Linked DNA regions of Mus musculus: region 1 is linked to region 2. A link is a loop called in an ENCODE intact Hi-C map of the cell type or tissue named here. Cell type or tissue: gastrocnemius. All regions are shown on one strand.

Region 1 (8,000 bases), 220 kb after region 2:
TAGAGAGTCCGGCTTCACACTCAGAGATCCACCTGCCTCTGCCTCCCAAGTGCTGAGATCAAAAGCTGTGCCCCTCCTACCCAGCAAGCTTCACGGTTTCTCGTAGATGAGGTCATTGTGCACGGGAGTTGTCAGGGCTGTGCTCAAAGGCTCTCGTCTCCCCAGATAACCTGCTCCTTCTATTTTACTCTCAGTTAAAAGTTCTTTCTTCATTGACATGTTCAGACTAGATGCAACTGCGCAGAGGAGCCGGGCTCTTCCTATACCACCCTGAGGATTGAACCTCAGGCCCCCTGGGCTGACCCTGCTAGTAGTGCAGCTGGTTTGGACATGTGGTTCATTAAGCACTGGACAGCAATTGCAGGCAGGAATATGAAGCTAAAGAAATGTGAGAAACCACACCAAGAGAGCAGCCATTACTTAACACCAAACATAAAGATAAAATTTGGTGACTACAGCCCGACATAGTGGCTCACTGCTTTAATTAACTCTGGCACTGAGGAGGCAGAGGCAGGAAGATCTTTGAGTCTCAGGCCAGCCAGGCCTGTGTAGGGAGACCCTGTCTCAACAAACAAACAAACAAACAAACAAAAGATTTGGAGAATACTAAGGAGAAAAAATCAGGAGGGATGTGAAGCCATTGTGGGCCCTTCTGAAAAAGTTTGTGGGAGAGGCAATTTGCAAACTGATAACCCCAGGAACAGTTTGTGATGGTTGTGTACTAGACACTCCATGTGCCAGTGCTCTGTGGTGTTCCCACGGGTCACGTCCCAGCCACAGCCGTGTCCACAGAGCAGCAGCAGCAGCAGCAGCAGCAGCTTCACATCTAAGAACAGACGCGCTAAGAAGCCTCTTTCTGCTCGCCCTGGTTTGACTGACTCAGTGTGTGACCACTGAGGTCTAAGGTCAGAGGCTGACCTGGAGAACTCGGAACTGAGCTCCGGAGGACAAGCCACCTGGCTTCCCTGCAGGACCATGTTAGAGCCAGGGGACGCCTCACCTGCCCCTCCCATTCTGCCTTTCCCATTGTCTTGTTGTCTGACATGTTAGAAGACACACTAACATGGCCCATGTGCTTCCTTCCTTTCCTCAAGGAAGGAAAAGCAAGCAGCTGCTTGTCCCTTTAGCCAGCCCTCTCTCGTCCCCTGTGCCTGTGACGCTGTAGCATGCCATTCCCTGCATTCTGGTGCACTGAGCATGAATTGTGTCTAGCGAGACTGGATGTCTTTCGCTAACAAGTTTTTGTTTATGCTTTTAATATGTCACATTTCTGCACACGACTCTGTTTCTTTTATTGTTTGTTTGTGTAACAGAATCCATTTTCCAATTTAAAAATAACATTTTTAATAAGAGAGTCTTCTTTTTACCAATTAGGTCAGAGTCCTAAAATTTTAAGACCCAAACCCCATGGTTTAGAGCGAACTGATTCACAAACCATAGGTGACTTTGCTACAAGAAGAAAGGGTATGTACCTATGTGGGGCACTGGGATTTTATTTATTTTTATGGTTTTTTTTTTTCTTCAGATAAAAAGAAGGAGAGCTTATGTAGGGCTGCTATTGCCAGCCGTCCCTGTGTGATAGTTATAAGAGAGCACATCTGGAGATGGAGGTGCGCAGCAGGCCTGCGTCCTCACTGCACGGGGATTATCTGATAGTGTGTGCCCTCAGTCAGGCTTGGCTCCCTCCCTCCATCCTCCTTACCTTTCCAGGCAGTAACTCATTGTTTCCCTTCTGCTTCTGGGCTGCTGTGAGCCCAGGTTGTCTCCTGTCTTTGTATATGTATATGTTGTTTTCTGTTGTGAAATAGAATAAGAAATAATTTCAGTGTTTTTACTATGGCATGGCTTAGAAAATGACAGCTAAACTCTTATTCACCTTTTTAAGTTTTTGTTTTGTTTGTTTGTTTGTTTGTTTTTAAAAAGGGAACATGAAGAAAAGTCCCCTTTCTTCAGCCCAGGATGCTGTATGTGTCTGTTTTAAGGATACAGATGGGAAAGCTCTTAACTCAAGATTTCTAACTCTATCTTTACTCTGCTTGAGCTGTGAGCCTATGTGATCTGCAGCTTTGAAACGAGAACTTTGTGCCCCTGTGCTGTTGATAAGATAGTTGATTATGATTACATATTTTTGAACCCAAAGTAAGAAAACCTAGGAGGTTTTGTTTTGTTGTTTTTTATGATTCTTTTGGTTTGGGGTGTAGCAACGATTTTAGTGCTTTCTACACATCATTTTACATATGAAAAACTATACTGAGGCTTCAATAGTGGGGACCATGTCTGACACAGATGAAGATGAGATTCATAAAACAATTCATTAATGCGAGCAGTGCCCAGAGGAGCTTTAAAGGGGCATACTTTACGTTGTCGTTTAATTTATATTTACAGGTAGAGGTTAGACCTTGAGCTGAGTCAAGCAGTATCGTTGTGTTGAAGCCATATATAGTAGGAGCAGTAGTAGAGGTTAGACCTTTCGTTGCTGAGCGTTAGACTCTGTGTAAGACGATGTCTGCCTACCAAGTGTGAATTGCAGCATTGAGGGGGCCTTGTTTATTTTGTGAAGTTCTGTCCACTCACACCGTCCCTCCCTTTCTTTGCAGTCAAGCCGGCACCTTTAGACATAAAACCTCTGTCAGAATGGGAAGAGCTGCAAGCCCCAGTCAGATCTCCCATCACCAGGAGCTTCGCTCGGGAGTAAGTGTTCTACTGAAAACGCACAGTTGGAGTGGCAAGACAATGAAAATTGTTTATTTCAAGAGAGATGGGTTGAAAAAGAATCTAGAGAAAGCCCAAAGTCAAGAGTATCTTCATTTGTCATAATAAAAATGCCCGATATGTAACTGTAAACTAATGACCATTGCAGAAAGAGCATGTTGGAGATTGCTTTTATATGGGTGGGTATGTGGGGTGATTTGACACCTGTTCCGTTAGGTTCATGATGTCACTTTCTCTAGCTCCTCTAGGTTTCCCATGTCCCCTCGGCCTGATTCTGTGCACAGTACGACATCGAGCAGCGACTCTCATGACAGTGAAGAGAACTATGTCCCCATGAATCCAAATCTGTCTGGCGAAGACCCGGTATGTGCAGGCCTCGTGTTCATTTCTCTACCTGAGCTGCCCTTTGAAGCGAGTTCAGCTTAAAGTGTTCTATCTGTACACATTTACCCTCCCGTCTTTCTTCCTATCCTTGAAAAAACAATGAAATAATTTTTAAGTGATGCTTTCTTACGTACTGTCAAAGTCTCAGACCAGCTGGGATCAAACTGTTCTGTTTGTACAGTTGGAAATCAGTGAAAACATGAAGGTTTTCATTACAGCTTTCTGTAGCTTGTAGCAAGTTCCCGAGGCAATCAACTTATAAAGACAGAGAAGGTGTCCGTGACTTGGAGTGTTAGGAGTGTCTGTGATTGCTCAGTGTTGTCACTTTGGGCCAGTGGTGACACATGGTTGTGGCTAGTGGCACAGCAAAGCTATTGGCCTTATGACCTATAGTGAAGTGAGACAAGGAGCTTGCTTGATATGATATGTTCAAAGAAATATGAGGTGATAAATTTTCAAAATTCCACATAAGCAAACTGGCCGACACTGGGGCCAGAGAGCACGTGCTGCTCTTACTGGAGTTCAGCTTCCAGTACACTGCAGATGGTTCACTGCAGCACCTCTACCCAGGGCATCGGGTAACGTCTGCTGTGTGCCAGGTACAGCTGAAAAGTCAACTGTCCCCTCTGCAGCTTCCCGTGCCACCACGACTCTGACCCTCCCAGCCCTGCATTAGATTGTCAAGCAAGCTTCATCAGAGCTCTTCACTCTTGGAACACGGTGTGTTGATGGAATGCCATGGAAGTTCACAGGGCTAACATGCTCTTGGACTTATTAAATCAGTGTAAACAAAATTAATAGTCTTAGAAAAGCTAGGACAGACTCATTACCACATCTGATTTGTGTGTAAAGGTCAAGTCACACGTCCACCAAGTGAACTCTAACTAGATGGCCTAAATTTTAGCCATGGTCCAGCACTTCTGCCATAACTGTCCCTAGGGAATAACAGAAGCATCACTCAGTTTTCTATATGTAAGAATTTTAGAAAACCTAGCACTATTGTTTGTTTTTTTCCTTGATATACAGAATATCTAGAACAGTCTCTGAATCTTAAAAGTTTCTCTAAAAACTGTGTGGAAAACACTGGGTGACAGGCTACTGTAGAGTCTAACAGCTGGGTTTCAGCCCTACTTTAAGATGAAAAAGAAGTCCAGTTCTGCTGATAATTAGACAGAGTTCAGTGAGAAATGCTGACAGATTCTCTTGGGGAACAGCTGGCTGCAGTTGACTGTGCCAGGTCCTAGGGATTTATGCCTTGCTTTTATGACTTTATAATATTGTAAAAATTGTCCCAGCCAGCGCAAGGTAGGGCATGGGTGTGTTTGCAGTTGTCACCTTTAGACACAAAGTGTTACCCTCACCCCAAGCTGAGAGTGAAAGATGGTGTCCTTCAGAGGACAAAAAGATTGTTATTGCACATTTCAGGGTTCCTTTCTCATAACCTAGGAAAGGGGCGAGGGGTGCCAGCCATTTTAACTGGGCATCCAGATGTTCCTGAATTCTTGTGAGCTGCGCCATTGGTCTGAAAGTTCTTGCCAAAGTCTGTTTCTGTTTCTCTACATCAAGCTTGTTTGTTCTTACTTGTTAGTGCTGCCCTCTATCTTCCTGGTTGTGCTACATGATTCTAGAGAGTTTTATCATATGCTTCTTAGAGGAAGAATGGCATCAGACTAAGAGAAAACAGAAAAGTTACTGGAAGGACCGCAGTCATGATCCACATCCTTTAGTTAATGTACTCCAAATTCATTCTTCTCTAAATACCTAAAAGTTAAATGTGGATCTTTAATTCTTTATTAATTTTTTTAAGATTTATTTATTATTGTATGTAAGTACACTGTAGCTGGTATCAGATTTCATTATGGATGGTTGTGAGCCACCATGTGGTTGCTGGGATTTGAACTCAGGACCTTCAGAAAAACAGTCAGTGCTCTTAACCACTGAGCCATCTCTCCAGACCCTTTATTAAATTTTTAATGCAATATGTTTTGGCCGGGCAGTGGTGGCACACATGTTTGAACCCAAAACTTGGGAGGCAGAGGCAGGTGGATTTCTGAGTTCGAGGCCAGCCTGGTCTACAGAGTGAGTTCCAGGACAGCCAGGGCTACACAGAGAAACCCTGTCTCGAAAAAACCAAAGAAATACATACATACATATATATATATATATATATATATATATATATATATATATATATATATATATGTCATATTCTTTCCCCTCCCCTCCCTTTGAAAGCAAGAAATATGAGGATCCTTCACTATAATAATGTAACTGGGTACATACATATATGGTTTTCTTTTGTTTTGCTTTGTTTTGAGATATGAAGTTGCAGTTGTTAACCTAGGACAGTCCTTTTTCACTGTTCAAGGTTTATTTGGTGTTTTCATTGGCATGACATTTAAGTGGTTGGTTCCATCACCCATATGCAGATCTTACATTTCACATAATATTGCAGTGCACACTACAGACACATATAATACATAAAATATCCTGTAGAATATTTATGCAAAGTTATACATAATGGACGTACACACTGGAGCCAGGTTATGACTAACTGGGAACTCGTTGGCCTAGGCATGCTTGGTGAGGGTGCACAGGGCAGCAATGCAGAAGGCTCGCAGGGTAATCAAAGCCTGCACAGTTGGCAGTGTGTCTCGGAGACAGTGGGACTGTCACACTAACCAGGTTACCACTACACAAGTACCACTTGGCAGCAGGGCAGAGCTGTGGGAACTGAGATGTTTCCCCACACCACCTCAACATCATTGTACTAACCACAGCTCAGATGAGAAGGGTGTGGTCTCCATAGAATCCCTGCTGCAGCCTGGACAGTGAAGTGCGAGGACACTGGGAAGACTTTAGAACTGCAGCTCCTTCTCGATTCCCCAGAGGGTGTCTGCACTCTTCTTCAGGCGGGTCTCTTCCTCAGGAGTCAATGTCACCTTCACAACATCTGAGATTCCATTTTGTCCCAAGATACTTGGGACACTGAGGAAAACGTCATCATTGATTCCATAGAGACCTTTAATCATGGTGGAAATGGGATGCACCCGCCTAAGGTTCTTCGTTATGCTCTTGGCCAAGTCTGCCACAGAGAGGCCAATGGTCCAGGATGTGTAACCTCTCAGCTTGATCGTCGTATATGCACTGTCCACCACCTGCTTTTGAGCCTCCTTCCACTGCTCCTTAAAACAGTCTGTATCAGTGCCCAGTTCTGGGTTCAGAGACTTCAGGGAGACGCCAGCAACGTTCACACCACTCCACACAGGGACACTGGAGTTGCCATGTTCTCCCAGGACCCAGCTGTGACAGCTCAGAGGGTGAACCCCCAGCCTTTCTCCCATCAGGTAACGGAACCGAACTGAACCCAGATGGCAACCACTTCCAATAACTCGACTTTTGAGACAGCCACTGATTTTCCGAGCCACTTAGGTCAAAATATCCAAAGGATTTGAGACAATCAGCAGCGTGCAGTGTGGACTGTACTTGACAATGTTGGGAAGGATGAACTTGAAGATGTTCACGTTTCGCTGGACCAGATTAAGTCAGCTCTCTCCTTCTTGCTGACGGCCCCTGCTGTGATGACCAGCTTGGAGTTTGCAGTCACACAGTTGTCTTTGCTGGAGACCGTTTTTGGTGTTTTAAGGAAGAGGTTGCCACGCTGGAGATCCATCATCTCTCCCTTTAGCTTGTCTTCCATGACATCCGCCAAGTCCTTCATTAAGATACGGATGGCACAAGCCATGCCAACAGCACCAACCCCAACAACTCTAATCTTGTTCTGGGGGACCTGTTCTTCCTTAAGATCCACAGTCAGCTGGTCTTTGAGGGTTGCCATCTTGGACTTTGAATCTTTTGAGACCGCTAGAGCACGATGGGGGGTGATGGGCAAGCAGCAGCGTGGCCTGGGCTCAGCGACAGTGGCTCCAGCACCAGCCTAGGACAGTCTTGAACTTGTAATTCTCCTTCATCATCGGCTTCCGGATATCGGAATTACAAGTGCGCTTTCACACCCAGACCTGCATGGTTTTAAGAATGAGAGCTTTTGCAGCTGTCTGTGACTTGATGTCTAAGACTTTTTTTTATTATTACTCTTTACATAATTCTGAGTGTGTGTGTGTGTGTGTGTGTGTGTGTGTGTGTGTGTGTGTGTGCATCTTGGTTAGGGTTTCTATTGCTCTGAAGAGACACCATGACCACGGCAACTCATATAAAGGAAAACATTCCATTGGGGCTGGTTTATAGTTCAGAGGTTCAATCCATTATCACCTTGGTGGGAAGCATGGCAGCATCCAGGAAGGCCTGGTGCCTGAGAAGGAGCTGAGCATTCTGCTTCTGAGAGGGCAGGCAACAGAAGTGAATGTCTGAGCCGGAGGCAGACTTGAGCTTCTGAGACCTGAAAGAGACCTCAAGTGACACACCCATTCCAACAAGGCCTCACCTCCTAATGGCGCCACTCTCAATGTGCCAATGGGGGGACCATTTTCTTTCAGAGCCTCGCAGTTTGTTTCTGCGAAGGGTTACTTACCTGTGCAAACATGAGTAAAGTTATTTACTTGAGTAAGGGACAGTTACCAGTGGCTACAGCACTCAGGCTGAGTATTAGTTTAACTAAATTTAACTTCAGAGCCCAGGAGTTCAAGACCATTTTTGAACAAGGTAGTGACCCTCCCCATCCCCCAGGGGGAACAAGAGAGGGTGGGAGAAGAGGGCATCTCCTGAGTGTCTGCCCACTGTTCGCTGTTCTGTTTTCAGAATCTCTTTGCCAGCAACAGCCTTGATGGGGGAAGCAGCCCGATGAATAAACCCAAAGGAGACAAACAAGTCGAATACCTGGATTTAGACCTAGATTCTGGGAAGTCCACGCCACCACGGAAGGTAAGTGAGCCCGTGTTCTCTAGATA
Region 2 (8,000 bases):
GCCTATTCTGGAGGCAGTAAAGGTATGATGGCTTTTTGTACCAGACTTGGTGAGCGACATATGATATAAGGAACAAATTTGGTAAAATGTATTCCTTTACTGTAATGAGCTGTTTTTAAGGTGGTAGTTTCATTAATGTCAGGGCATAATCTCTTATTTGCTATCGCCATGCTAGATCAATAACCACATTTCTTAATTATGTTGTGTCATCAAGTAAAAGGTGTCACTTTAAATTTATGAGCTGTTAAAGAAATTGGTTGGTGAGGGAATTCTGCACTAGATGCATGCAGACATCAGTTCTGCTTCAGTGTCAGACATGGGCAACAATTAGTCCATCTTCTTAGAAGCAAGGCAATGCTCAATTCCCTCCTGTTTTGATTGTTCTGTGTGTACACTTTATGGATGTCTATATTTTTTAGAAATTCTATTTAAATTATGTTACCTGATTTTCAAGTTTATAAAAGATAGGTTCTAAAAAGGTGGTGAATCTGTGTTGAGGAGTGGATGACTGCAAATTCAGAGCCTAGCCAAGAACTTGGAGAGCTAAACTCAGGCTTAGTCAGAAGTTACTAGATATCAATTCTAATCATGATATTAATATAGCAAATACAATATATAGGCCTCATTGCCTTACTAATGTATATAAGATAAATTAAGGACAAGCTGTTTTTGCATCTGTTCAGCTAACTGAAACTAAGAACTAGGCCTGGGTCACAAGGCAGTTAGGCCTGTGTGTAGCTGGTATGACACTGCCCTTTCAGAAGTAAACGGTACACAGAAGCATTTGCTATGGACTTGAGAGATTGTTACTGCCTTCCCTCATTGCTGCCATGTCTATTGACTGACATTCTTCTGTCTTCCAGTACTCAGAAACAAAGGGCTTACTTCTTAGCCCAAGGAAAGTATTTTCAAGTAGCTGTCAGCAGCAAAAACAAACAAGATAAAAGCAGCTGAAAATGCCATCTCAAAGTGTCAGTCCTCTGTGGGGTAAACAGTAGATGGCGACCTTGGTGACCTAGGGTTCTGTTGCTGTGAAGAGATACCATGGCTACAGCAACTATCCTAAAGGAAAATATTTAATTGGGAATGGCATACAGTTCAGAGGTCTAGTTCATTATCATCCTGGTGGAAAACAGGGCTGCATACAGGTAGACATAGTGCTGGAAAAGGAGCTGGGAGTTCTACATCTGGATCAGCAGGCAGCAGGAAGAGCCCTGTCTTGAGCATGAGACTTCAGAGCCTACCTCTAGTGACATACCTCCAAAGCCACGTCTATTCCAACAAGGCCACACCTAATAGTCCCCCTCCCTATGGTCCAAGGGAGTAGGGGTGGCATTTTCTTTCAAACCACCACACTTGGTCTAGAAAAGCTAATCATTTAAGCATAAATGATTTTTCCAGCATCTCTTATTGCCCATTGTTCTGCTGGGGCGTGAAATCATTTGCACTTAGATTTTTATTTCCTTATTTCCTGCTTTACTACGTAAGAGGACTGTGTGTAGTAGTAATTTTCTAGATGGCAACCATGAGATTGAGTTTGACTTTTCACAGTCGGATCATTATGTATTCCCTTTTCGTCCTGACTGTAGGCTGCCATTTCTAAGGGCTGGTACTGGGTACACCAGAGTCATGCTCTGTTTTCATCATAGAATTTGAATACAAGTAATTGACATGCAACTTGAACTCATTGTTCCATTGGCTTTTAAAGTATTTTAAGACAAGCATGATATTTTGTGCCTGTGATCTCAGCACTTGGGATACTGGGGCAGGAGAATTACTGTGAGTTCCTGGCCAGCTTAGGCTATTGAGATTTTTGCCTCAAAAATTTTAAATCTCTTAACAAGATTCTGGAAGGCATTTGTCCCCATGGCTATTTTGTGGATGCTGTGATAAGTGACTCAGAGGAAGGGTTCCTGTGGCTTACAATCCAAGGGCCTTTTCCATCACTGTATCGAGTCATGGTAACAGGAGCAGCTCTCAGCTGTAATGAGAGTTGTCCATCCCTGAGCAGAGAAGGACAGACAGCCCACATTCAGGGTGAGTCTACTTCTACTTAACCCTCTCTAGAGACAACCTCACGTACATACCCAAAATGACCTCCTTGTTTTTCAATAAAGTCAACCATTAAAATTAGCTCTCCCCTGTAGTGTGATGTTTTAAAGGCTGACTGTATGTTCTCTGTCATGTACAGAATGAGTGAGAGCAAAGACAGCTCAAATGTCAGTAGGGAAGTCCCACATTGTGGTGTTGAGTTGTTTAAATAAAAAAATAGTTTTCTCTTTACTTTTTAAACTTTCTTTTCTTTATGATCTAGGACTTTCCTAAGCCCAGTGAAGAAAAGATTAAGCTGATTCTCAATCAAAGCGCCTGGACTTCTCAATCCAATGCTTTGGCATCTTGCTTGTCTAGACTTTCTGGAAAATCTGAAACTGGAAAAACTGGTCTTATTAACCTGGGAAACACGTGTTACATGAACAGTGTTTTACAAGCATTGTTTATGGCTACAGAGTAAGTTTAAATGTGAACTTTCTGATTTGAAGTAGAAGTGAGTGAGTAGGTGCTGAGGAGATGGGAGGAGGAGAGAATCGTCCCTGCTCCCGTGTAAGCAGCGTAAGTGTTCACAGTGCCATCACTTGCCTCAGTTAAAAATGAAACTGCTCTTAATGCCTAGGAACAGTGAAATGCCAGCGTTTCTGATTCTGACGAATTAGCTTGTACATTGTACTTACAATGCCACTGTTTGATTTGTAATCAGTATGACTTGATGTTTTTGTAATGTAACCAAAGGGATTGGCTGAGCCTACTCCAAAAAGTTTATGTGCCCTACACTACTGATGACTGGTGTGTTTTACCCTGTTTCCTTGCCTCTACTGTCCTACTGTATTTTTTTTTAATTCATATATCATAATTTTTTTTTTGCTTTTAGGAAACCTAAGCTTTGATTCCATGCCAAGATGTTGGTTCCTGAACAGATAGGCATTCCTGTGAATTTTCTTTCAAGCCCCTTTTCTTTTGAATGCAACAAACCTGAAATCAGTCCTTAGCTGAGTGACATCCTTGTGCTGGAGACACATCTGCTAGGGTGCCTGCTGCTAGTGCAGCGCCTGCCTGTGCATGACCCCAGCACCTCATAAAGCCAGGCTTGCTGTTGCGCATCTGTAATCTCAGCACTTGGGATAAAGCAGAAAGACCTTTATGGTGATTCGTGTCTACATGATGTGTGTAAGGCTAGCGAAGACTACATGAGGCTCTGTCGTGTCTCCCCTCCCCCCCCAAAAAAAATTGTCCTTGAAGATACAAAATAATTGTCAACTTTTCCTTAAATCGTGCCAATTGAGCTGACCCAAAGATGGAAGCTGTTAGAACTTAAACACTGTTAGGTGTGGGCTCAGCTTTAGGGTTTTGTTGTTTGTCCCAGGCTATGAAACCCAAGTGCCTGGGCTTCCATTCAGTTTTCTTGTTGCTTAGTTTGTATTTGACAACTTGTTTTAAGACAAAGGGATACTCTTAGACACACGTGGTATTAAATGTAAGACTGAAGAGTCCATAGCTCACCACCAGAGGTCACCTTGCTAGCTATGTCATCTTACGGAAAGTAGTGACCTAAGCACTTGTAACTACAGAGTGTTGTGGCAGCCAGTAATGCTATCTCAAAACAGGGAGATCTCTTAAGAAATACATGAATTATTTTCCTTGGTTTAAAAAAATCAAACTTGTAAAAACCAAGATGCATACATTCTCAAACATATCCGCTATGTGCATTGTTTGAGAACTTTTTTGTATAGTTATCTAATACAAAACAGTTGCATATAATTAATGTATGTGTACACACATCTGGAAGGAGCCCTGTTGAAATTTTTCTTGTCAGTCACTTGACATGGTGTTTATCTTTTTTCTTTAAATGTGTTTGTTAGTGCTGGGTGGAGACACGCATGCATCCTATGACGTGTGTGTAGAAGCTGGAAGAAAACTGTAGTCCGTTCTCTCCTTCCACCTTGCCACGGGTTCCTGACTAGAGCTCGGGTCATCAGGCTCTCATGGCAGGCACCTTTCCCAGCAAGCCACCTTGCCAGCCTGACATTTGCTTACCTATATTTTTGGTAAATATCAGTGTTTTGCTCATAGTTAGCATTTCTCTAACCATGCACAGATGAGACTTTCCTTGACTAGGCTATGCCAAATTATTTTCCCTTAAAACACTACGGGGGGCGGGGGAGAGGTGCGGAATGTTCACCCTTGTAGATGCGCTTAGAGTGCACAGGCTGATGTCAGGATAGCTTCCTCAATCACTTCTTGACCTTATGGCTCCTCGTGGAGCCTGGAGTGACAGAGGAGAAGCACCTTGCCCAGCTTTCACATGAGGGCTGGAGACATGAGGTTACCCAGGGACCATCTCCCTAACCCAAATTTGACCTTTTATACCAATATATGCTTGTACCTGTGACCCTATACCTCTGACAGCACTTGATTCAATCAATCAGTCTTAGATTTTTCACAATTTAGCAAATGTTATTCCTGTTTTCTTATTTTAGGAAAATTAGGTCTTAACCATAGTAGCCTCAAATTCATGATCCTCCTGCCACAGCGCTCTGAGTATTGCAGACTACAGATTCACCCCAGATTACAGGCATATGCCACCATACCTGGCTTGTAGCACACCCCTTTTATCTCTGAGAAAGAGAAAGAAATTCAAGAGCATACTGAGGCTGTAGGATCCCCTAGAACTGGAGTTACAGGTGGCTGTGACATGGGTGACATGGGTGCTAGGAACCAAACTCCGAGCCTTCTCTATGGCAGGATGACTTTGTTTTTACTTTGTCTATGCTGAGGTTTTTCCTGAGTGTCTGTACCCCACTTTAGGGCCTGGTGCTGTAGAAGCCACAAGAGGGTGTCCAAGCCACTAAAACTAGAGTTACAGCAGATACTTGTGTCTTGTGGGTGCAAGAGCAGCCAGTACTCTTAACTGCTGACCACCTCTCTAGCCATACTCCTTCTCTTTTTAAAATCATCCTAAGTTCATGATGTGTTTTGATGGAAGAATATTTTTTACTTTTGAAATAATCAACTTTAAGTTGATTTTTATAAGTTAAATTAATATTTAGCCAATTTATATTTGCTGACCCAGAAAATAGAACTATGACAGCATCCATACCAGGCCATGTAACAAGAGCCCATTCATTTATTGTCACCCCGCCATCTTTATGATATAAGTCTACAGACAGACACATAGGTAAACATCAGCATAGACAGATGTAAAAGCGAAGTCATGGTGCCAGAGAGAAGGCTGGGAGTTTGGTTCCCAGCACCCATGACAGGCAGCCCACTCCAGCTCCAGGGGACCCTACAAGCATCTAGAAGCACTTGAAGTAAAAGGAGTATGCTAGAAGCCAGGTGTGGTGGCATACACCTGTGATCCAGCACTCAGGAAGTGGAGGGAGAATATGAGTACTCAACAAAGTGTGCTAGTAACTGTTAGTAAGGGGCTGCCCTACACATCAGGTAACACTGAGGATAACCATTCTTAAACTAGCTTCCTTTGAGCTTCTTTATAAAAAGTGCGTAAGTGTATAGATAACATTATATTATTTTATATTCTTTTTCAGGTTCAGAAGACAAGTATTATCTTTAAATCTAAATGGGTGTAATTCGTTAATGAAAAAATTACAACATCTTTTTGCTTTTTTGGCTCATACACAAGTGAGTATTTATGTGTGTAATATGTACATATTAACTGCATGATCATGTTCTTTAAACTATATATCATCATGAGTCTTTTTAACTGGTGGAATTGTGTGTCATGTGTCTTGTCCAAAATAAAGATCCACTTGCAAGTGCTCAGGGACTCTGCCTGGACACCTAGAACTCTTGTCTCTTCTCCCTGCTTCCCTTCCCTGCAGAGGATTATCATGCTAACCAGCTACACATCAAGTCTACTTTCCTGATAATAAAGAATTTCCTTCATGAAAAAAACTTTAAAGCTAGGCTTAATGTCCTACACCTGTCACTCCAGCATTCAAAAGACTGAGGCAGGACTCTGAGTTCAGGGCCTGTCTGGGCTATGTAGCATGCTCCTATCTCAAAGAGACAAGAGGGGAGGGATGAAAGAAAGGACTGAAAAGAATGGACTGTGGCTGGGATTTTGTTTTGTTTTGTTTTGTTGGTTTACAGAGACTGAATATATTGATATAATAGTGAACACAAAATAATTATGGTCTAGGCTTTTTTCTCTGTAGTCCTTTTGTTAATGGTTTTGTTTTACAAGACAATGTTTCTCTGTGTAGCCCTGGCTGTCTTATAACTCCATTTGTAGACCAAGCTCACAGAGATTTGCCAGCCCCTGCCTCCCAGGTGTTGGGATTAAAGGTGTGCGCTACCACACTCAGCTTTTCTTTATTTTCTTTTAGGTATTCTTTTATTGTACTTACATATCTTTATAGATCATTGTTCATCTCTTAAGCTCTTGAACTTAAAACTTTGTGGTGTTCTTTTATATCCACAAATTAATTCAGTAAAGTCAACTTGAGGCAGGGTCTATAGGTCCTTTAGTTAAGTTCATTGAACAGACATGTTCAGAGGTTCTGTGTATAGTCTGGTAAGAATCAAGCGGGGATCTTGCTCTCAAAGAACTTCTAGCTAAGGCTCAAACATACATAAATGTAGGTATGTTGCTCACATAAAGCATACATCATTATTTTTCTGGTTCACTCTAATTGCCACTGTCTCACAGTCTGACCATGGTCGGGAAATGACAGTCTTTAGAACTGAAATAAATTTCTTAAATGGAAAGAATTGAGAGCAAGTTTGAGATGACTGTAGTGGCTTAGAGTTGATGATACACTCAGAGGATATGATTCACCTGGAGAAATATGTTAACAAATTAACATCAGGACCCAGGGGAATAAAAACTGCCTCTGAGCCAGGTGTGGTGGCACACTTCTGCATTGCCAGTATTCCAGAGGTGGGGGCAAGAGGCTCAGACACAAGTCTCAAGCCAGTCATAATACTACAAAAGCAGCGTTAGACCATAGCCAAAACCAAACAACACCAAAACCTCTCTCCCCTCTCCTGTTGTTTTCTACTAATTTACTGAATTAATTTTTATTCTATACTTCGTACATAAACATGTGTGTGCATCTGTGTAGATATGTATACTTTATTTATTTACTAAATCAGAGATATTAGGAAAGAAACCCTTCAGGAGGTTTCCATGCTTTCGAGAACCAAGAAAGGCACTGTCACTTTATGCCACAAATATTTCAAATACAGAGAGAATCCACATTTTCAGTTTAACCAGGTCTTTTTTTATGTCTGTTCATTTTCGTTTTGTGAGAATACCTAAGATTTGAGCACGCATGACCCAGGTTCATTATCAACTGCCTTTGAATTTCTGAAAGAAAGGGGCATGGAGAAAAAAAAAACAGAAAGTAAAGAAAGCAAGCAAGCAGAGAGAAATAAAGAGAATGAGAGATTATCAAAGTCCTTACCAGCATGTTCCCATCCACACTTGAGGCAGGTGTATGTATAAGTCCACATGTATGACTTATGACAGAAATTTTCAGCAAAGTAAATATGTGTGGTTCCTATTGCACACACAATACACACATCATTTGCATTCATTAACATCATTCTCACACTCCGTTTTTTTAAAAAGATTTAGGGACTCAAAGCCATGTGTGTCAGAGAGGGATAAAAGCAGGGACCCTATAGCAGGAGTTAGAGACACCTGAGTCCTGTGGTAGTCACCCGTGTCCACTTGGTGGTTCCATCTGAGCAGGTCCCATGGCTATGACTAATGGTTGCTTAATGTAAAAGTTGCCTCTGCGCCAGGCGTGGTGGCGCACGCCTTTAATCCCAGCACTCAGGAGGCAGAGGCAGGCGGATTTCTGAGTTCAAGGCCAGCCTGGTATACAAAGTAAGCTCCAAGACAGCCAGAGCTACACAGAGAAACCCTGTCTCGGGGGGGGGAAAAAAAAAGTTGCCTCTGCCTTTGCTTTGTACCC

Evidence for each region. Peaks named below come from ENCODE experiments on the same cell type or tissue, not always from the same donor. Only the 100,000 strongest peaks of a DNase experiment are listed, where the experiment ranks them.
Region 1: a loop joins it to region 2, with 5 times the contacts of the local background. A loop is called at or near these places in 18 of 42 quality-filtered maps.

What each region holds. Positions count from the first base shown.
Region 1 is chr8:80,769,625-80,777,624 of GRCm38, reverse strand. Gab1 (growth factor receptor bound protein 2-associated protein 1) reads left to right here. Exons shown (of 10, transcript NM_021356.2): 7 at 2,598-2,691; 8 at 2,952-3,075; 9 at 7,852-7,974. It also overlaps the pseudogene Gm7997. Among named protein-coding and RNA genes, the nearest start is that of Smarca5, 34 kb to the right of the region's middle. In gastrocnemius, a CTCF peak has its summit at 4,691; no DNase peak of the experiment used is centred here; H3K4me3 peaks cover 403 bases; H3K27ac peaks cover 1,944 bases.
Region 2 is chr8:80,987,704-80,995,703 of GRCm38, reverse strand. Usp38 (ubiquitin specific peptidase 38) reads left to right here. Exons shown (of 10, transcript NM_027554.2): 5 at 1-22; 6 at 2,315-2,508; 7 at 5,604-5,697. Among named protein-coding and RNA genes, the nearest start is that of Usp38, 23 kb to the left of the region's middle. In gastrocnemius, a CTCF peak has its summit at 3,558 (motif pointing right); a DNase peak (open chromatin) is centred at 3,555.